Regions from separate parts of the Homo sapiens genome. Here region 2 is linked to region 1. A link is an interaction called in ENCODE POLR2A ChIA-PET data of the cell type or tissue named here. Cell type or tissue: HCT116. All regions are shown on one strand. Each heading gives the region's core, and the rest is flanking DNA. Links, peaks and the distances in the headings are about the cores only.

Region 1 (5,379 bases), core at 77-5,076:
TCAAACTCCTGACTTCGTGATCCGCCTGCCCTGGCCTCCCAAAGTGCTGGAATTACAGGCGTGAGCCACCGCACCCAGCCTACAGGGGAATATTTACAGCTGTATGACCTCTCTTCATCTCTCTGACCCTCATCATAAATGAGGATAGTAACACTTACGCTGAAAGGTTCTTTTGGGGATTATATAATATATGCAAATTATCTAGCAGGTCCTTATAAACAGTATCATTTGACTCAGACCTTGGTCTACAACCTAGATCTCTTGCTTCAAGGAGAAAGTGTTTTCCATCACAGAATGAAGCGTATAATGCTAGTTAGACTTTTTCATTTGATTTCTTGCTTAATCTAGAGTCTGAGTTTAACATTCAATAAAGAATAGAAGGTTGGCCTGGCACGATCGCTCATGCTGGTAATCTCAGAACTTTGGGAGGCTGAGGCAGGCAGATCACCTGAGGTGAGGAGATCAAGATCAACCTGGCCAACACGGTGAAACCCTGTCTCTACTAAAAATACAAAAATTAGCCGGACATGATGGTGGGCGCCTGTAATCCCAGCTACTTGGATGCTGAGACAGGAGGATTGCTTGAACCCAGGAGGTGGAGTTTGCAGTGAGCCAAGATCGCACCACTGCATTTCAGCCTAGGCAACAGAGTAAGACTCTGTCTCAAAAAAAAGAATAAAAGGTTACCTACTAACAGGGTGGTTCTGCCTGAACCTGAGCAAAACGTACCCTGAGTACCAGCTGAGCATATTTAGTAAGGCATCAATTCACACGGGCCCCAGAGAGGGGACATTCACTGTAATATTCAATGGGACATCACCATAATATATAGTATCCTCGTGACCAGTATTTCTAATGCTACTACTCTCTGTATCTTTTATTATTATTTAATAGTGATGCAATGGATTAGTGAAGTCAATTAAACTACTCCAAGAAAAGACTCGAAAAATAGCTTTTCAAGCAATTCCAAACCAGGCCAGGATTTCATCCCCATCAGGTATTTACTTGATGTTCACCTCTATCATTCACCTAAGGCAGACATCTCAAACATTCCTGGTATATGCTTTGGAAGGCTCCATCACATTTATTTTCCATCATAACTCAACCAACAATTTCAGCTCTCCCGTTTGTTAGCTAAGCAACTATCCTCTGAGGACAATACTGCTTATCTAATAATAGCTATCTAATACTGCTATTAGCTGAGGTTTAGAGATAATTTATGTAGAATGCCTACACACTATCTGGCCCAATAAACGTATGCAATAAACTGTAGCTGCTATTGTCATCACTAATAAATATTCACGAGTGCCCACTATTTTCCCAACACTGTGCTGAGCAGTAGGAGGAAAACAGTAAGTATGTAAGATGCCATCCATTCTAAGGGGGTACACAATCAAGTTGAAAGAAAAAAAAAATTATACAATGGTTATATGTAATTGTATAATTAAATGGTCAATTGTTTGGTATAGACTAAGTTCAGAAGGGGAGACCCAAAAGCTTTTCCTTCTATTAACTCACAACAACCCTTTGAGCCAGGCAGGCAGAAATTATCATTCCCATTTTACAGAAAAAGAAACTGAGACTAAGAAAGACTAAGTCATAGAGTTCAATCATTTACCCAATTAACAAATACTAGGCTATGAACTATGCTTAAGTGCAGAAGAGAAATAGATTAGTTAGGACTCTTGGTTGTAAATGACAGAAAACAAACTGGTTTAAGCAAAAAGCCTAATTACTGACTTAATTAACTGAGGCCCAAGATTAGGGTAGACTATGGTGGAGGCTCAATTCAGAGCTCAAAGTCACTGCCTCCACCTGTTTAGCTTCACTTCCTCAATGTTGGTTCTATCATAAGCCAGACTCTCTCCTCCTAAGGTGGCAAAATGGCTATAGCAGCTCCAGCCACACACCTCTGTAGTGTAGCAGGACTTGGAGAAGGTCTTCTATAGCGGCTTACAAAAGTCCTGAACATTCAGTTTAGACCAGCTTAAAACACATTTACCCCTAAACCAATCACTATGGCCGGAAGAATGTGATGCCTTGGTTACCTTGAGCCTGGTTCACATAACACTAGAGCTAAGAAATTCCTACCCAAACTATATGAAGCAAAGCAGGGGGGAGGTGTGGTTCCTAAAACCAACATCTGAGGCCATTGCTGAGATAAGAAGGAAGCTACAGAAGCAAACTACAAATGTCCACCTCAAGGAACCCTGTGACTGTGCTCTCACAGAATATACAGTTTGGGGCAGTGATTCTCAAGTGCAGATGGGCTGGTAGTAAAAAGAAGGCTAGAGGTGGCCAGGCGCAGTGGCTCACGCCTATAATCCCAGCACTTTGGGAGGCCAAGGTGGGCAGATCACAAGGTCAAGAGATCAAGACCATCCTGGCTAACACAGTGAAACCCCGTCTCTACTAAAAATACAAAAAAAAAAATTAGCTGGGCATGGTGTCGGGCGCCCGTAGTCCCAGCTACTCAGGAGGCTGAGGCAGGAGAATGGAATGAACCCAGGAGGCAGAGCTTGCAGTGAGCTGAGATCGCGCAACTGCACTCCAGCCTGGGCGACACAGTGAGACTCCGTCACAAAAAAAAAAAAAAAAAAAAGAAGGCTAGAGGTATAGCTCTAGTCTAAAAGAAACATAATTGCAGAACAATGTGGTAAGTGCCATACAGCCAATACTTAAAACAACGTGTCAGAGTGTCCAGGAAAAAAAAAAAGGAAGGCCACCCTAAGACTTTAGGGAAGTCTTCAAAGAGGTGGTACTGACCAAACTTAGTCCTGAAGAAAAAGGGTCAGTTAGCAAATCACCTAACTACAACTATAGCATCAAAGTTTCCTGATTCCCTATCAAGAGCTCTTTCCACTACTAGGGTGGAGAGGAAAATGGGCACTGAGGCCTCAAGGGAAGTGACTGCCACAGAAGCTCATTTAAACCAGCTGTCAAAATTGCTCAGCACTTAAGTACACTGTAAAGGACTTGTCCACACTGCAGCAGGACCACAAAGACCCTGACAACCTTACAGGAGGATGTTTCAGTTAGATAACAGTCATGATCTAAGCATGGAATGGGATATTCTGTCATTTCCCAGCATTTTGGCTTCCTCACCTACTACCAGGCTGCTCTTTCCACTATATGCGTAACGGCTGACAGTTCAAACAGAAAAGTACCAAACACAGTAAGCTAAATTGAGACCACATTATAAGTTAAAGGAAAAACCCACTATACTGATATTTCCACACATGCAGTTTATGCTCATTGAGACAGGAGGTAAATAAAGGGTTTGCATCGGTAGGTAGGGTTTGCATCTATCTCTACCACTTACTAATTGTGTGACCCTGAGCAAGTCACTTTTCTGACCCTCAATTTCCTCATCTGTAAAATGGGAAACATTATAATACCTTTCTTGGAGCTACTATAGGAATTAAAACAAGATAAAAGGAAAGCACTTGGTCAAATTGTAAAGCATCAGTAAATATTAGTTATGTTCCCTAACTCTTTAAGGAGAGACATTTCAAAGTACTATATGACTTCTAACTTCATAAAGAGCAGAATCCTCAACACTCCATTCCATTTGGACTTGAAACAATAAAAAATCTTTCCAGGGAAGGCTTTTAAAAACAATACCATATTAAACATTGGTGATTTGTTTTAAAAGCTGCAATTAAGAGGATTCCACTGTTTCACCAGGCTCTTGCGGCATCCAATTAAGTAATAACATGAGAGAGGAGCTCTTAATTATGGAGGAAAACTTCCACAAGCCAGTGGCAGGTGTGCAGGGCTCAAGCTGAGATCAAAATAGTTGACTACAGCATTAATTCCCCCCTTTCCTTTTTCCCAAAGACACTTAAGTTTGCATGCAATTAGTTGAAAAGTAAACCAGACCAAATGACTGCCATATTTCAAGCTTTATTACCTTTTATCATGTTAACATCTACCAATTGAGTTTTAAGGGATTAACACCAGAACAGATGGTTTAAATGCACAATAAGTGAGCTTCAGTGATCAGAAATGGTAATAGCCAAGCTGAATTTACACTTACACTGGGATGTTAGCATTTTTCCCTAAATTGTGTCTATTGTAAATTAAAGTTATTCCTTTTCTATTTTCACATATATACTTTGTAAATAATATTAAAAATAAAACCCTCTTCAAGGGGATGCATTTTTTTCTAATTTGCCTGCCTTCCCTCCAAATGTAAAGCAAACTTCTTTTATCCCTTGATGTAATCAATAAAAATTAAAGCCAAACATCCAGCATTTACTTATTTTGCAAGTTACAGACAATGGTTTTAGCAGCACCTACCAAAAAAGCACACCCCCAAAATCCACATGGAAAGACAATTAAGCATCCATTTGTTGAAATAGCCCTTTTTAGGGCTACACTTGATTGCCAATGAAAAGAGCTCCTGGAAAGTCAGACCTCCAAATTTGGTGTTGGGAAGCAACTCAGGAAATATGTACACACTTACACAGGATGAGCCATCATGATAAGAAAAACACAAGATTTGGATTCAAGTCCCAGTCTGTCATACACTCTACTCATTCAAGCAATTACAGAGTAGCTGTTTTCTATCAGGTACAATATTGAATGCTAATGATAAAAAGCAAGACATATTACAAATTATTACTATAAAATGTTACAGGTCCTATAACAGGCATCAACACAGGAGAAGCATGAGGAGAAAACAGTCAATTCTACCTGGAAAAGAGAGCAACAACTTTACAGTGGAAGCAATGTAGGTGGTAGATTTTTAAAAATAAAATAAGGCCATGTTTGCCAAGTTGAGAAGGGAAGAGGACCATTTGAGTAGAAGAAGCAACACGAGTAGAGATTTGGCAGTTTAACAGCGTATAGTTAAGTCCCAAGGATTGCAAGTGGTTTGGCAGGGTTGGGCTGAGAAGAAGGAGTCACAGGAGGTGACCCTGGCAGCAGATGGAAGAATGGAGGCTGCCGTCCACACAAGAGCTGCTGAGAGTCTGAGCTAAGGCAACAGCTGTGGGGATGGAGAGAAAGGAATAGATTCGAGAAATGTTAAGGTGATAGTATCTATACAACTTAGTGACTGAAGGAATATGAGAAGATAAGGAAATCTCAAATTTCCGGCTTGAGTGACTGAGAAAATGGTGATGTCATTCACTGAGATAAGAAATACAAAGAGAAGAAGGTATGGAGGGAAAAGGATAACGAGTTCGGTTTTGAGCCAGACTTGTGACTTTAAACCAGTCACTTGATACCTCATAATCAGTTCCCCAGTTAGCAAAATGGTTATACCACTTACCTCAAAGAAATTCTCAATGTGGTGAGAATTAAGATAATAAATGAGGAAAAGGTTTTATTATTTTTACCCTCTACCTATGACTCTGTGGAAGAAACTGCTAA
Region 2 (5,379 bases), core at 128-5,127, 71 kb before region 1:
TGGAGAGGGGAAGACCACAAACAGAAAGGAGACATGATGGGAAGTTACTTATGGTAATACCACTCCAGCGGGAAGGAGACTTAATGTTTGGTCATCCATGGTGGAAGCCTGCATGTCTGCATAATACTAACAACCAAAAGACGCTCTTACAAGGCATAATTCTTCTCTCTGGACTGAGAGTTCCTAGAAGACTCTCCTTTCACTTCTGAAACTTCAGAATCCAGCTAGCACAGAGAAGACTCCCATAAATGTTTGTTAAATTGAACTGAATAATTATTGAGGTATTTATTCTGTTTTTACTCAAGACAAAACTGAGTTTTCAACAGTATTATGTAACATATTCAAGGAGGATGCATAGTTTCTAAGTAACAGACCGGGGACTTGAACTCAAGTTCCCTATTCTTTCTCCTGCACCACACTGTTGTTGTATAAAAACGATAATCTCTAGTAGAACACTGACTCTCATCTCATACGTGGGATGCAGACCTGTTAACCCAGCTATAGTCTAAGATGTCATAGAAAGAATCTTCACAAAGCAAGCCAGATCTCCAAACTGAACCACATAAGCTTGCAAGTCCAACATTCATAATCCCCAATTCTTTTCCCCATCTACCTCCTTTGTTCACTCCCTTGTTTCTTTGTGTTCATAACTGCCTGACCAATAAGGTGTGTAAAGTCCTTGGAATACAAAGGCCAAGTATGATTCTTCTTTCCATTCCTCCAGCACAGGGCTAATTATATCAAAGGTACTTTGTGAATGTTAGTTAAATTTAAAATGCTAAAAACCAAAGAAATAAAAAGATAGCTTTATGATTTCCATAGTCTCCATGGAGAGTCAGGGCTGGTATTAGCATCTACTTTACAAATGAGAAAAGCCTAAAAGGAGAGAAGCAACTTGCCCAGACTTTACCCTGACTCCTCACACGCCAAGCCCAATGTTCCTCCCATCATGTCATAAGGTTCACCGTATTTCTTAGAGCCAAGAAGATGGCTGAGGCAAGAACGAAAGATCAAGATAGACAAAAAAGAATGCCACACATTATAAATTAATCACTTAACAACATAACCAGCACATCCTGAAAAAATAAGCAAATATGACATTCATATCAGAGCAAAAGACTTGGTTTAAAATAAACAAACTCAGCCTGGCATGGTGGTTTATGCCTATAATCTCAGCACTTTGGGAGGCTGAGGCAGTGGATCCCTTGAATCCAGGAGTTCAAGACCAGCATGGTGAAACCCCATCTCTACAAAAAAAATTTCAAAAAAATTAGCCGGGCACGGTGGCGTGCACCTGTAGTCCCAGCTACACGGGGGGCTGAGGCAGGAGGATTGCTTAAGCCTGGAGGTCAAGGCTGCGGTAAGCCGAGATCGCACCTCTGCACTCCAGCCTGGTGACAGAGCAAAACCTGTCTCAATAAAATAAAATAAAATAAACCATATTTAATGATACTCTGCTCTGGATTATTCATTATGTAAATCACTTAGAGGTGGCACAGATGATAAGAGAATAAGATACGGTTTGCCCTTAGAAGCAGATAGTCTAATAGCAAAAATGTGACTCAAATACTCAGAGTTCAAAATCCTGGTGGCAATGGAACACAATGCAGCCATAAAAAGGAACAAAATCCTGTCCTTTGCACCAACATGGATGCAGGTGGAGGCCATTATCCTCTATTCATTCTTGCAAATGAATGCAGAAACAGAAAATCAAATACCACATGTTCTCACTTATAAGCAGGAACTAAACATTGGGTAAGCATGGACAAAAAGATGGCAACAACAGACCTTGGGCTCTACCAAGAGTGTGGAGAAGGATGGACTGAAAAACTACCTATTGGGTACTACGCTCACTACCTGGGTGACAGGATCATTCATACACCAAACTTCAGCAACATGCAATGTATCCATGTAACAAACCTGAACATGTACCCTCAAACCTAAAATGAAAGTAGGAAAAAAAAAATCACAAAGTGAAAAAAAAAGTCCTGGTGGCAGACAAAATGAGAGAAGTAGCTTGAACTCATAGTTCCAAATAATAAAAGAAAGGCAAGATAACAAGTGCTAAACGAACTTTACAGGTAGCCCGTAGACCATACGTATACAGTTATTGCAGGGGTTCAGAGAAAGGAGGAAAGGCTCACTGTGTCTGTGTATGTATCTTTAGTTTTTAGGGTCTTTTTAAAGGTTGTTTTGTTTTGTGTTTTTGAGACTGGGTCTCACTCTCTCACCCAAGCTGGACAGCAGTGGTGCAATCTCAGCTCACCGCAACCTCTGCCTCCTGGGCTCAAGTGATCCTCCCAAGGCCTCAGCCTCCTAAGTAGCTGGGTCTACCGACGTGTGCCACCATGCTAGGCTAATTTTTGTATTTGTTTTGTAGAGACAGGGTTTCACCATGTTGCCCAGGCGGTCTCAAACTCCTGGGCTCAAGCAATCCACCTGCTTCTGCCTCCCAAAGTACTGGGATTACAGGCATGAGCCACCATGCGCAGCCTTGTTTTATTTTTATTTAAGGAGGAACATAACTTATCCTGAAAACTGTCCCAGAGTTTAAAAAAAGACCAGGTTTGGGAATTCACACGGAGATGGAGAGAGGAAAGAACAACAGAACAGAGGTGAAGACAAGACCAAAGACTCAAACGCTGTCTCCTACATGAAGCTTCACAGACCCTTCCAACTAAAACTAATCACTATCCTCTATCCCAAAAATACATGGTGACAGTGCCATTCTAGAAACACTTCATGTTAGAAGATTTAGTTGTTTATGCAACTGCTTCCCTCCTGGACTATGAGCTCTGAAAGCAGAGTCTATTTTATTAACCTATGGAGTGCCCCACTGGCTAATAAAGAGCCAAGAACACCAAGACATGTACATTATGTACAGTATGGACATGTACATTATGTACAGTATGTACATATACATGTACATGTATGATTAACAGAATTGAACCAAAGAGTGTTAGAGCTTGGTAGGACCTCAAAGATCATTTAATTTAAGCCCTTCATTTTGCAACTGGGAAAACAAAGACTAAGTGACTCACTCAAAGTCACAGAGCAGGTCACAAATCCAGAACAGGACCTCAGGCCCCTAGAGTCCCAGCCAAAAGAGTGGCAGTGAGGCTGCTCTTCTACTCAAAGGACAAGAGATCTCCTGTGCTTATTGGTTAGTTCAAAGACACTGAGCCATTGCAGTGGGAGGTCTAAGGCTCTGAATCAGGAACTGTTACATTCCAAGCGGTTGACACTCTGAATACCAGGCCAAGTCCTTTGTCTCAGGACAGAAGGGCTCAGAAAAACCTGGCAGAACCACCCTTGTTTGATGCAGAGGCCCCAGAACATTTTAGGCTGCAGCCTTGGGCAAAGAGCCAGGAAGAGTTTTATTGTGATGAAGACGTAGAAAAATTGGGGAAAAAATGGAGGATGGGCACAATGAAGAGGTAGATTCCTAGCAGCACCAACGCCAGGAAAGCACTCTTGATGGAAAAGGAAGTACACTTTTAGAAGAAGTTAGGTCATGCCTGTAATCCAGCACTTTGGGAGGCCGAGGAGGGCGGATTACTTGAAGTCAGGAGTTCAAGACCAGCCTGGCCAACATGGCGAAACCCCATCTCTACTAAAAATACAAAAATTAGCCAGGTGTGGGGGCCCATGCCTGTAATCCCAGCTACTACTTGGGAGGCTGAGGCATGAGAATCACTTGAACCCAGGAGGCAGAGGCTGCAGCAGTGAGCCAAGATCATGCCAATGAACTCCAGCCTGGGTGATGGAGTGAGACTGTCTCAAAAAAAAAAGAAGAAAAAAAAGAAGCTAAAGGCTCAGAAAATGGAAGAGAGGGTAATTTCAGGACTCAGTAAAGACTCCCCAGGGAATTGCCTGTCTAATTTGAGGCTTAATGGTATAGACGTAAAAAAAAAAAAAAAATCAAACTGATCCCGTCTCTGCTGAAAATACAAAAAATTAGCCAGGCATGGTGGCAGGCACCTGTAGTCCCAGCTACTCGGGAGGCTGAGGCAGGAGAATGGCGTGAACCCAGGAGGCAGAGCTTGCAGTGAGCCGAGATCGTGCCACTGCACTCCAGCCTGGGCGACAGAGCGAGACTCCGTCTCAAAATTAAATAAATAAATAAATAAATAAAATCAAACTGAAGAGTGTGTGATGTCAAGAATAACCCAATCAAGAACAATGCAGTTTGAGCAACCAAGCCTCCTCAATCTCCATCACCACTCCATCACCACTGCTGGCCCACTCACCACCAATCTCCATTGAAATCACTGGGGTGCTCTTCCAGCCTCCTTGAGTGACATCTCCAGGCATGGGAGCGAATCAGATGGATAGGGGTACTATTTAAGACATAGAGTTTTACAACTAATACAATTTAAAAATGGATAAAGAACTTGAACAGGCATTTCTCCAAAGATATACAAATGACCAACAAGCGTATGAAGGTATGTTCAACATCATCAGTTATCAGAGAAACACAACTTAAAACTACACCAAGATACCACCTCACACCCATTAAGATGACTATTATCAAAAAAACAGAAAATAGCAAATGTTGATGAGGATGTAGAGAAATTGGAACCCTTATTTAAAATTTGGTGGTAATATAAAATGGTGTAGCCACTATGGAAAACAATACAGAGGTTCCTCAAAAAATTAAAAATATAATAACCATATGATCCAGCAATTTCACTTCTGCATATACATTCAAAAGAATTTAAAACAGGATCTCAAAGAGATATTTGCACACCCATGTTCATTGCAATACTATGGACAACAGCCAAAGAGTGGAAGCAACCTAAATGTCCACTGATGAATGAATGGATAAAGAAAATGTTGTATACACACATGCATACACACAACCCGCATACACACAACCTGCACCCACACACGCATGATGGAATATTACTCACTCTTAAAAAAGAAAATCCTGCTGTATACTACAATATGCATGAATCTTGAGGACGTTATGCTAAGTAAAGTAAGCTACTCACAAAACGACAAATACTGCATGATTCCACTTATATGACGTATCCAAAGAAGTTAAACTCTTAGAAACAGAAAGTAAAATGGTGGTTACCAAGGTGGAAGGTGAAAAGGGAAGTTGTTGTTCAACGGATATATTAGGTTGGTGCAAAAGTAATTGCGGCTTTGACCATACTTTCAATGGCGAAAACTACAATTACCTTTGCACCAACCTTTAGTTTCAGTTTTGCAAGATGAAAAAGTTCTAGAGATCTATCACACAATGAAGTGCATATAGTTAACACTACTGTAGTGTATACTTAAAAATAGTTAAGATGGTAAATTTTATGTTATTTTTTGTTTGTTTGTTTGGTTGGTTGGTTGGTTTTTTGAGACGGAGTCTCACTCTGTCGC

What was found. ChIA-PET counts read pairs that join two places held together with the same protein. Peaks named below come from ENCODE experiments on the same cell type or tissue, not always from the same donor. Only the 100,000 strongest peaks of a DNase experiment are listed, where the experiment ranks them.
Region 2: POLR2A ChIA-PET joins it to region 1 with 5 read pairs; 2 of 35 experiments call an interaction of 5 or more read pairs at or near these places.

Annotation. Positions count from the first base shown.
Region 1 is chr11:73,562,161-73,567,539 of GRCh38, forward strand. All of the region lies in intron 1 of FAM168A (family with sequence similarity 168 member A), which reads right to left. Among named protein-coding and RNA genes, the nearest start is that of FAM168A, 33 kb to the right of the region's middle. RefSeq lists a silencer at 4,304-4,598. In HCT116, for the core only: no CTCF peak of the experiment used is centred there; no DNase peak of the experiment used is centred there.
Region 2 is chr11:73,491,223-73,496,601 of GRCh38, forward strand. All of the region lies in intron 1 of FAM168A (family with sequence similarity 168 member A), which reads right to left. Among named protein-coding and RNA genes, the nearest start is that of FAM168A, 100 kb to the right of the region's middle. RefSeq lists enhancers at 3,088-3,606, 3,607-4,124. In HCT116, for the core only: no CTCF peak of the experiment used is centred there; a DNase peak (open chromatin) is centred at 3,209; H3K4me3 peaks cover 1,008 bases; H3K27ac peaks cover 1,427 bases.